2 separate regions of the Homo sapiens genome follow, and region 2 is linked to region 1. A link is a loop called in an ENCODE intact Hi-C map of the cell type or tissue named here. Cell type or tissue: ascending aorta. All regions are shown on one strand. Links, peaks and the distances in the headings refer to the core of each region. The heading gives the core; the rest is flanking DNA.

Region 1 (4,377 bases), core at 311-4,310:
CATCAGGCTCCACACTAAAAATGTCTTCTTTATAACAGGCAACTTGCTTCAAACATGGGTTGGAACACACACTTAGCACCAGATTGCATCCCCAGTGTTGAAATCAGGATCCACATTGATCCATCATTAACCCACTAGCTCGGGTGGCATTGACAATTCCTGATAAGTTTGAGTCACAGCTAATAAACCTGCCCTTTCCTTGTGGCACCCACTCTCTGCCTCTGTGGCTGATGTGATCCTGCCCTAGTGCGTGGCAGGTCTGTCTGGACACAGTCACTATAGAGCCGTCTCCTGAATTGTGTCATTGCAATGCTGAAAGAGTTAAGTAGGCCCTGCAGTGCGCTGAATGCTCCAGTTGGAGGGTTTCAGAGAAAGTCTTGACAAACGACGGGTTCCTGCCCTGCTGGGAATATTTCTTCTTTGAGTTCTGGCAGCTATTACTTGGCTGCAGAATATCTAAGACCCACTTTGCCTTTTCTGGTCATAAACACTTGTAGTGTTGAATCTTAAGTCTTGATTATTTTTTTTAATGGTGGCTTTGGTAAAGCTGAATGTTTCCATAGTGATGCATTCTGTTTATTTAAAACTTTACTTATACATGATTCCACCCACACGCTCTCCTCAGAGGGACCTGGTCTACAACTGCCCTCTTTCCCAACCCCATTTTCTGTTTGGAAGGAACACGCATGTGAGACCCTTGTCAGACTGGTGCTGCTTGAATCCATTCTTAGATGTGATTCCTGCATCTGGGTGTCAATAGGGAAATGACTTCAGTGTTTATTTACTACAGTGACTAATGGTGCCTTTTCCAGCTGGTCTAAAGCTGATGTGCCTCCATTTATAAAAGCCTTCCCCAGCCTGTGAATAGAGCCCCATGTTGGGCTGAGCTGTCTGTTAGTGTTTAAGCTGGAGCGGGAAGAGGAGGCAGTGTCAGAGCACAGTGGAGGAAAACAGGATAAATTAGGCTGTAGCTTCGTAGCCAGCACTACCAAGAAGGCTGTTTTCTCAAATGAGCCTGCTTGGAGCTGGCAGAGGCCTGTGTGTACGACGCTGTTAGGATGATTTCTGTGCCATCACTCCCCCTCATAGGAGCAGTGATGTCACGCTCTCTCAGCACAAGGACAGTCCCTATTCTCATGTGGCCTCCAGGAATGTGGACACGCCTTCACTGCTCTGGCTGAGCCCACTGACTTTTAGCTCTGGATGCAAATTCTGGTATCTGAAAGGGAAGGAAAGGGGAAAGTGGGGAGGGAGCTTACAGAGTAACTACTCCCTTGGGACCACAGCATCCATAATCTGATTTATTCCTAAAAGAAATCCTATGGCTGTTTTTGTTTTTTCTAAACACCTGAGGAAACTGAAGTACCCAGAGGATTTATCAGATCTGGGATCTGGTGTCCGCAGTGGTCTGGGAGAGACAGCCCTGGAGGGCTAGCCCAGCCGTGCCTGCTGCTGTGGCCTGTGGGACCTCCCGTCCCCCAGCCCTGGCCCTGGGGCCGGCAGCCTGGGTGGTAGGAGCGCTGCAGCCAGAGCCTCCTGTGCCTTTTTCTGGGAGCCCCAGCGGGAGCTCACCACTGGCCAGGTAGTGGGAGGAGGCGGTGGGCGCCTGAGGGCCTTGTGACCGTGTTGTGAGGTGCTGCTCCCCGCAGGAAGGACGGGGGCAGGCGAGTGGGACAGGGACCTGGAGGCCGGAGGCCGGAGGCCGGGAACCCAGTGCTAGCCCCGCAGCCTCCAGGCTATGTGTGGCCAAACCCGTTCCTGCGGCACAAGAGGCGGAGCCAGAAGGGCCACCTCGCAGGAAGGCACCCAGGCCCCTCGCACCCTGGGAGGCCAGCTGGGTCATCGCTGCCTGAGTCTGAGCCACCTGCCTGGGGGTTCGGTCAGGACACCAGCCTCGCCACCAGTCCGCACTTGGAGGATGGCCACGGGGCCCCCTAGGGGTGAACCCACCAAAGGCGGATTCTGCAATCAGGGCTCCTGCAGGCCTGGAGAATGTGGAATAGCTGGAGGAAGGATTCCATGGGGCCGTTCAAATGGGCAGAACTTAGGAAAGTCAGAGAGAGGAGGGGAGCCCCACAGAAGTGTCTCCTTCGGGTTGTTTCCTGGAATGTTTCCTCTGAAAACATGTCAAGGGACTAGCCACCAGTTTCTTCCCAGCTTTCTCTCTCTTTCTCTCAGACTTTCAGCCTCCATTCACCTGGAGTGAGAGGGAAAGGAGGACAGCTGGCCTGAAGGTAAAAATCAAGAGGGGAGGCATGAATGTGTGGCTTCTTGCTCCCCTAGCCTGCCCAGCTGTGCCCTCCTCCAGGCTTCTCTGCTGGGAGGAGGGGTGCAGAGAGGAGAGCTGGTGAACTCCCGTGCACATACTGCCCTTTGACTCCCTAAAGCCCTGTGGGGTGTCGGTAGGGGACTACTTGAGAGTAGTCCCTATCAAATGCTTAGGCCAGTGTTCTTTCTGCCACTCTGAGAGGCCTGGTGACAAGAGGGAACATGGGAAACAAGCAGCCCCAGAAGGTCACGGTGCCTACTGGGACAGCCCTCCAAGGAGTGGTATTGATCGTCTCCACGCTGCACCAGCCAGGTGGCTGGATATGTGGCAAGGATCCCTGCTGCAGCTTGAGGTAGCGTCGTCCTCCTGAATCTAGTGCCAGCTGAGCTCTGCACCAACCGATGAGGGGAATTAGCTGGACAATTTCAGACAAGACTGGCCCCGTTCGCTTTTGCAAGGGGGTACATGCTCCCTCTTACGGTCACAGTACTGCCTGCAAGGGTAGAACTGGGGAGCAGCTCTGACACCCCACCCCTACCCTAGCCTCCACATCTGCCGGAATGACTGTCTGAGCCCTGTGGGGAGAGGTGGAAGGAGCCTAGGCTTCAGTCAGGTGGACCCAGGGTTGAATCCCAGCTCTGCCCTTTCTAGCTGAGTCACCTCAGACCAGTCAGCCTCCAAGCCTGTTTCCTCCACCGTGAAATGGACTCAGAAGCAGCCCCCTCTTGGCGGTCCTGTGAGGCTTGAGACCATGCATATAGTGCCTGACAGTAACCCACTTAGTAATATGATTTTTTAAGTGCACCATTTCACATGCCCTGCTAACCCCAACCTTAATCCTTATGCTGGGTGGGCGGTCCTTCTGTGGCTGACGGATGGCCCTGTGACCCTGCCTTTCCCCTTGGCAGGCTCCCCTGGTGCCCTCGTGTCTGTTGCAGTCAGCAAGGGTTGGGGAGTGGGGTTGGGCAGAGGCTTTCTGGAGAATGGCCAAAATGAAAATTGTGTGCGAGTGGAGCTGATCATATTAAGATCCAGCTGCACTTAAGTCCCCCTCTGGAAGTTCTTTAGGCCAAACTGAAGAGAGCTCCCAGATGCCAAAGTGGCCTTGCGTTGATGCTCTGCTCACTCTCGGCGGCCCCACCACATGCTCCCCAGGTAATTGGTTTCCTAATGCACTATCCCTGGACAGATTCCAGGATTCCAGTGCCTTGTCCCCTTGGGGTCAGTTCTTGACGTTTCCTAGCCTGGCAAGGGTCGCCGACCAGGCTCAGATGCACCCCCACAGGACTGTATTGTTTTCTCGTTCTTGCAGGCCACTTTCAAACTCTGTACAGAACGCCTTGGCCTGCAAGAGTAAACAAGATTACCAGGCTGGAATTCTGTTCAAGACCAGGGCTTTTATATCCAGAGATTGTGGGTCAGATGCGGTGAGGGATACGTGAAAGGAAGACACAGTGCCTTCCATTACAGATAGAAGTAAACCCATGTGGCTTCTATTTTCCTTGGCAAAATTAGTTTTTTCTCCTTACTACAAAAGAGGTTTGTGTTCTTTGCAAGAAATTAAAAAGAAAGATAAAAAGAGAAAGCGTTTGTAACTTCACAAGCTAGACATGGCAACTCTTTACATTGGTGTGTGTGTGTTTGTGTAAGACAGGGTCTCACTCTTTTGCCCAGGTTGGAGGGCAGTGGTGCAATCATGGCTCACTGCAGCCTTGACCTCCCCGGGCTCAGGTGATCCTCCAACCTCAGCCTCCTGAGTAGCTGGGACTACAGGTGCACCCCACCACACCTGGCTAATTTCAGAATTTGTTGTAGACGGTCTTGCCATGTAGCCCAGCCTGGTCTGGAACTCCTGGGCTCAAGCGATCCGCCCCCCATCGGCCTCCCAGAGTGCTGGGACTACAGGCGTGAGCCACTGAGCCCGGCCAGCTTTTCACAATTTGCAGTATATATATTTTTTCTACACATTTATGTGCTTTTTAAAAGAAAAAATTACCATCTTACTGAACTAATAGTTTTGGGGCCTTTTTCTACTTAGGTACATTGGTGCCTGCCATTAATTCTTGTTCTATGACATCATCTTGAGTGGCTGCATAGTGTTATATACA
Region 2 (4,377 bases), core at 66-4,065, 63 kb after region 1:
CTGGCTTGGCACAGATCTCAGAGTAAGACCCGGGCTTTACATGCTGGTCACGAAGCCCTGGGTTACCTGGCCCTGGCCAGCCTCACAGACCTCTCCCGGGGCCTCCCTCTGCCCCCTCAGGGTGCTCCAGCCACCCACTGTGGCCATTCTTTGATGACAATGCTGAGCTCTTGCTCACTCCAGGGCTCTTGCACCTGCTGTCTCCTCTGCCTGGAAAAACTGTTTCCCTGGAACTTTACTGGGCTGGTTTCCTTCTTATTTTCTGGGATCAGCCTAAATGTCACTTTCTCAGAGAGACAATGAAGACCCAGCCCTTCTCTCCACCAAAGGCATCTCAACGTTTGCCTGCATCACATGAGTTTGTCAACTGGGATAATCCTTTATTTGCTCATTGGCTGTTTGTCTCCCCCATAAGTGCAGGGAGCTTGTCTACAGGGTTTGCGGTGCAAATTCTAGATTCAGTGTATGAGACACCCCAATAAACTTTTGTTAATGAGATGATGGTGAGTGCTCCCTCACCACCTCCATCCCAGAAGAGGTGAAAGCAAGAGCTCCTTAGAAAGAGCCAGAGACAGTGTGATTCCAGGACTCTGGAAAGTAAGTTCTAGCAATTCCCCCACTCCAAGTACTGGCATGGTGTGGCACAGCGGGGCCTGGGACCCTGGCTGCTCTCCCCAGTGACCTGCCCCCCACCCCCGAGTCTTCTTCAAGAAGAACAAGCAATGGATCCTTGACTCCCCTGTCACTGTTGTAGGGACACGCCCATCAGGATTTCCATCCCTTTGTCCATCCTTCCATCCATCCATTTATTCAACAGATACCTACGGAATCTTCTGAGAACCTGAAGTTAGAAGACCTGGGTCCAGGTGGTGGCCCCTGCCACCAACCCACTCTGGTAGCTTTGGACAGGTCTCTGCCTCCTTCTGGGCCTCCGTTTGTTCCTTTGGAAAGTGGGAGTGTCTGGACCAGATGGAGGAATTTCCAGACTCCTCCTTTCAGAAACGGCAGCTTCCGTGGCCCAGGTGGGAAGGTGTGGCGGGGGACGGGGCTGCAGGGTGGCTGACTCAGAGCCTAGGGAAGCCCCAGTCGCTGCTTCTAGCAAGAAGTTGGCGCTAGGTATCCTTTGGCCTGTGGTCAGTGTCCAGCTGCAGCTGCTGTCTGGGAATGGAGGGAAGCAGGACAGGAAGTGGAATCTGGGTCACCAGTCCCCCAAGCCTCCCCCACAGCACCTCCCCCACTCCCTGGCTGGCTCTGCCTCCCTCTGAGCCACAGCGGTCATCCAGGCCAGGTCCAGTGACTGTTTCTACCCGGTGAAAGGAGGAGGAGGCATCACAGAGCCGGAGACCTGGCCGACTTCCCAACACAGCCCGAATCTCTTCCCAGTATAATCCAGCGCTCGGGGGGGTCAAGGCCAAGGCAGGGTGGAATCCCGACAGAAGTTGGTCTGTGGCTGGGATGTGGTGGGAACAATAATGTGCGTTTGGCAGGCAGAGAAGATTTTTCCTTTCGGGCATTTCAGACAATGCTTCTTCCCCCACCCCCCCGCAGGGAATTTTCCTGGGCCAAGAACTGACAGACCCTGAAAGAATCTGCATGGAAAATGGTTTCAGTCCCAGGGGTTAGAGCTGCTTTTTCCCACCCCCACAGGAAGGATGAATGTCCCTGATGCCCTAGCCTCAGCTCCACCATGAGGTGGACCCTTTCTTCTGTGAACTTGATCCTCTCACTGGAAAGTCTCCTCTCTGCTTTTAGGGACAGTAGTTTACAAAACTAATTCATACTAGGGTGTGAACAACTCACTCCCTGTTAGCTGTTAGGGATCTCTGTTCCCCCGCTAGGGGGAACCCTGGCAGGGCCTGCCTGGAGTGCCCACACCACTCTCCCTTACCCTTCGTGTTACCTCCAAAACACGGGGGTTCGTTTGCCTGGTGAGTAACAAATAACTCTTCATCAGAACTCAGGTTTTGATCAATAGGCGTTTTATTACTTGGCGCAAGTAAGGAGCTCCCTGGGAATATTCTCCAAAACAGTGTCTTCTAGAGGGAAGGTGACAGGAGGGTGTTACGGAGCCATGGAGAGGGGAGAGGTTGCATCATCGCATGTAGAAGGGGGTCTCGGTGGCGTAGATGCAGTGAGTCATTTTGCCAGCACACAGGCCGAATGTTAGAATAATAAAGCTACAGCTTCTCCCAGGGCAGAGACTTTAGCGTGGTAATAAGGAAAGTTCACTCAGGCTTATCACTAAGCTGCTGGGGTCTGTCAGGGTCTGTCACCTACTTAAGCAAGCAGGCCACTCGGTTCCACACAGGGTTTAGGAAGAAACAGGCTGCAGGGCAAGAGGCTGCAAAACAGGATGATTGCTCTTAAATTCCTCTAATCCTAGGAGACCATTTCTGTCTGCTGATTCTCTCTTCTTTTTTTTTTTTTTTTTTTTTTTTTGGAGACAGGGTCTGGGCTGGACTTGAGCTCCTGGGCTCAAGCAATCCTCTCTCCTCGGCCTCTAGAGTAGCTGGGACTATAGGTACATGCCACCACACCCTTCTCCCCAAACTTCCTACTGCTGTGGTCCTCACCCGCAGCCAAAAGGCAGGTGTGACAGTGCGAAAGATTGGTCCTCCCTGGGTTCTAACTGGTGAATCACAAACTCGGTTTTCTTCACGGGGAGCTGGTCTAAGGTCAGATTCAGCCAAAAGGCAGGGGACTAACAGTGGCGTTTAGGGCATGTGCAGGCTGCAGACTTTGTGGCCAGGCCTCAAGCTGCTGTGTGGGGAGGCTCAGCGCTGGGTTCAGCTCTGCCGCTCATCAGCTGTGTGGCCTTGGACCAGTCACTTTACCTCTCTGAGCCTCAGTTTTCTCACCTGTGAGATGATGACGATCTGGCCTGGCAATGATGCCACAGAGTCAACAGAAGAGGAACAGGGGAAGGTCTGGGTGAGAGGTGGGTTGCAGACAGTCGGAGCCCTCCACGGATCTCCCCTCCCCCGCCTGCCTTCCTGCCTAGGCTTGGCCAGATGGTGGGAGCTGGGAAATGCAACAGAGCTGCACGCTCCTGGTCTATTTTGAGAAGCCTCCTGTTTCCTTTCCTGCCTGGGGCCATGTGGTTACTGCAGGTCTCTGCTTACAGGACAGGCTCAGAGGGCCTGACCTTGGCCTTCCTCTGCCCCTCACTCCCAGCCCTTCCCTTCCTCGTGGTCTGGACCCCATAAATCCCCATATCCTGGTTCCCAGCCCAGGCACCATGGCCCCCACCCAGCAGGGGTGGAGATCAGGCTTTCACAGGGGATTTGGGGCAGAGGACTTTCCACTTCTCTGCACTATGGAGGAGCCAGTGAGCTGTCCCACCACATCCAGGTCCCTTTGCTGCAGAGCCTTGCTGTTGGTGGCTGCCAGCATCTCCAGCTTACTGCAGGGGTTGGGGGTGGAGTCTTCCACACTCTCCACACAGCTTCCTCCAGAGCCTCCTCAGGGTCCTGCAGAGAGAAAGGGCCACCCAGAACGCTGGCGGCCCCGCCAAGAGGTCAGGCAGCCCCTGGCTTGTGGCCTGCCTTGTCTGAGTTCCAGGTCAGCAGAGGAAGTGGTGGCCCCACATGCTGTCAGTCGCCATGCCAGAAACTTAGCAGCCACCCATGATTCCTCCCTCTCCCTTACTCCTCCCTTCCCAGAGCCCTGACCCCAGCATGCCTGGCTTTGAGTCCCACCTCTATCACTTACCAGATCTGTAACCTCTCACCTCTCTGTGCCTTAATTTACTTGCCTGTGAAGTGGAGATCAGGAGAGCACCTACCTACTTCATTGGTTTGTGGGGAAGAGATAATAGTTAACACTGACAGAGTGCTTAGGACGTTGCCTGGCTATCTTAGTCCGTTCTGCTGCTGCAACAAAATACCTTAGACTGGGTAATTTATAAATCATAGTAATTTATGTCTCATTGTTCTGGAGGCTGGGAAGTCCAACATCAAGATACAAACAGATTTAGTGTCTGGTAAGGGCCTGTTTTCTGTGGGTCATAGATGGTGCCTTCTTACCGTTTCCTCGCGAGGTAGAAGGGAAGAATTCTCATCTCTTCAGCCCCTTCTGAGGGCTCTAATCCCATTCATGAAGTGGAACCCTCATGCCTTAATACCCCCTAAAAGCCCCTCCTCTTAATACTATCACATTGGTGATTAAGTTTCAACATATGAATTTGGGGAGATGCATTTAGACCATAGCTCTGGCACATAGCAACTGCTCAATTAATGCTAGGTCTTGTTATCAAATTGGTCAACACATTCCACCCACTCCAATTCTTTGGGATTGCTTCTGCCTCCTAGATTTCTGTCCTCCTTTAGCCGCTCCTGGTGCACTGCAGAATGCTTCTCACTGGTTTCGCCATCTCTT

Evidence for each region. A loop is a pair of places that touch in the nucleus more often than their neighbours do. Peaks named below come from ENCODE experiments on the same cell type or tissue, not always from the same donor. Only the 100,000 strongest peaks of a DNase experiment are listed, where the experiment ranks them.
Region 2: it touches region 1 in a loop (4-fold over the local background); 2 of 110 quality-filtered maps call a loop at or near these places.

The regions. Positions count from the first base shown.
Region 1 is chr11:43,922,852-43,927,228 of GRCh38, forward strand. It overlaps LOC124902663 (a long non-coding RNA gene), which reads right to left. Exons shown (of 3, transcript XR_007062657.1): 3 at 4,200-4,377. It also overlaps a transcript of ACCSL not described here. Among named protein-coding and RNA genes, the nearest start is that of ALKBH3-AS1, 4.1 kb to the left of the region's middle. In ascending aorta, for the core only: a CTCF peak has its summit at 1,944 (motif pointing left); DNase peaks (open chromatin) are centred at 330, 730, 1,080, 1,780 and 1 weaker place; H3K4me3 peaks cover 380 bases; H3K27ac peaks cover 4,000 bases.
Region 2 is chr11:43,986,393-43,990,769 of GRCh38, forward strand. It overlaps a transcript of ACCSL not described here. Among named protein-coding and RNA genes, the nearest start is that of C11orf96, 46 kb to the left of the region's middle. In ascending aorta, for the core only: a CTCF peak has its summit at 1,846 (motif pointing right); DNase peaks (open chromatin) are centred at 689, 1,369, 2,199, 3,039 and 1 weaker place; H3K4me3 peaks cover 971 bases; H3K27ac peaks cover 4,000 bases.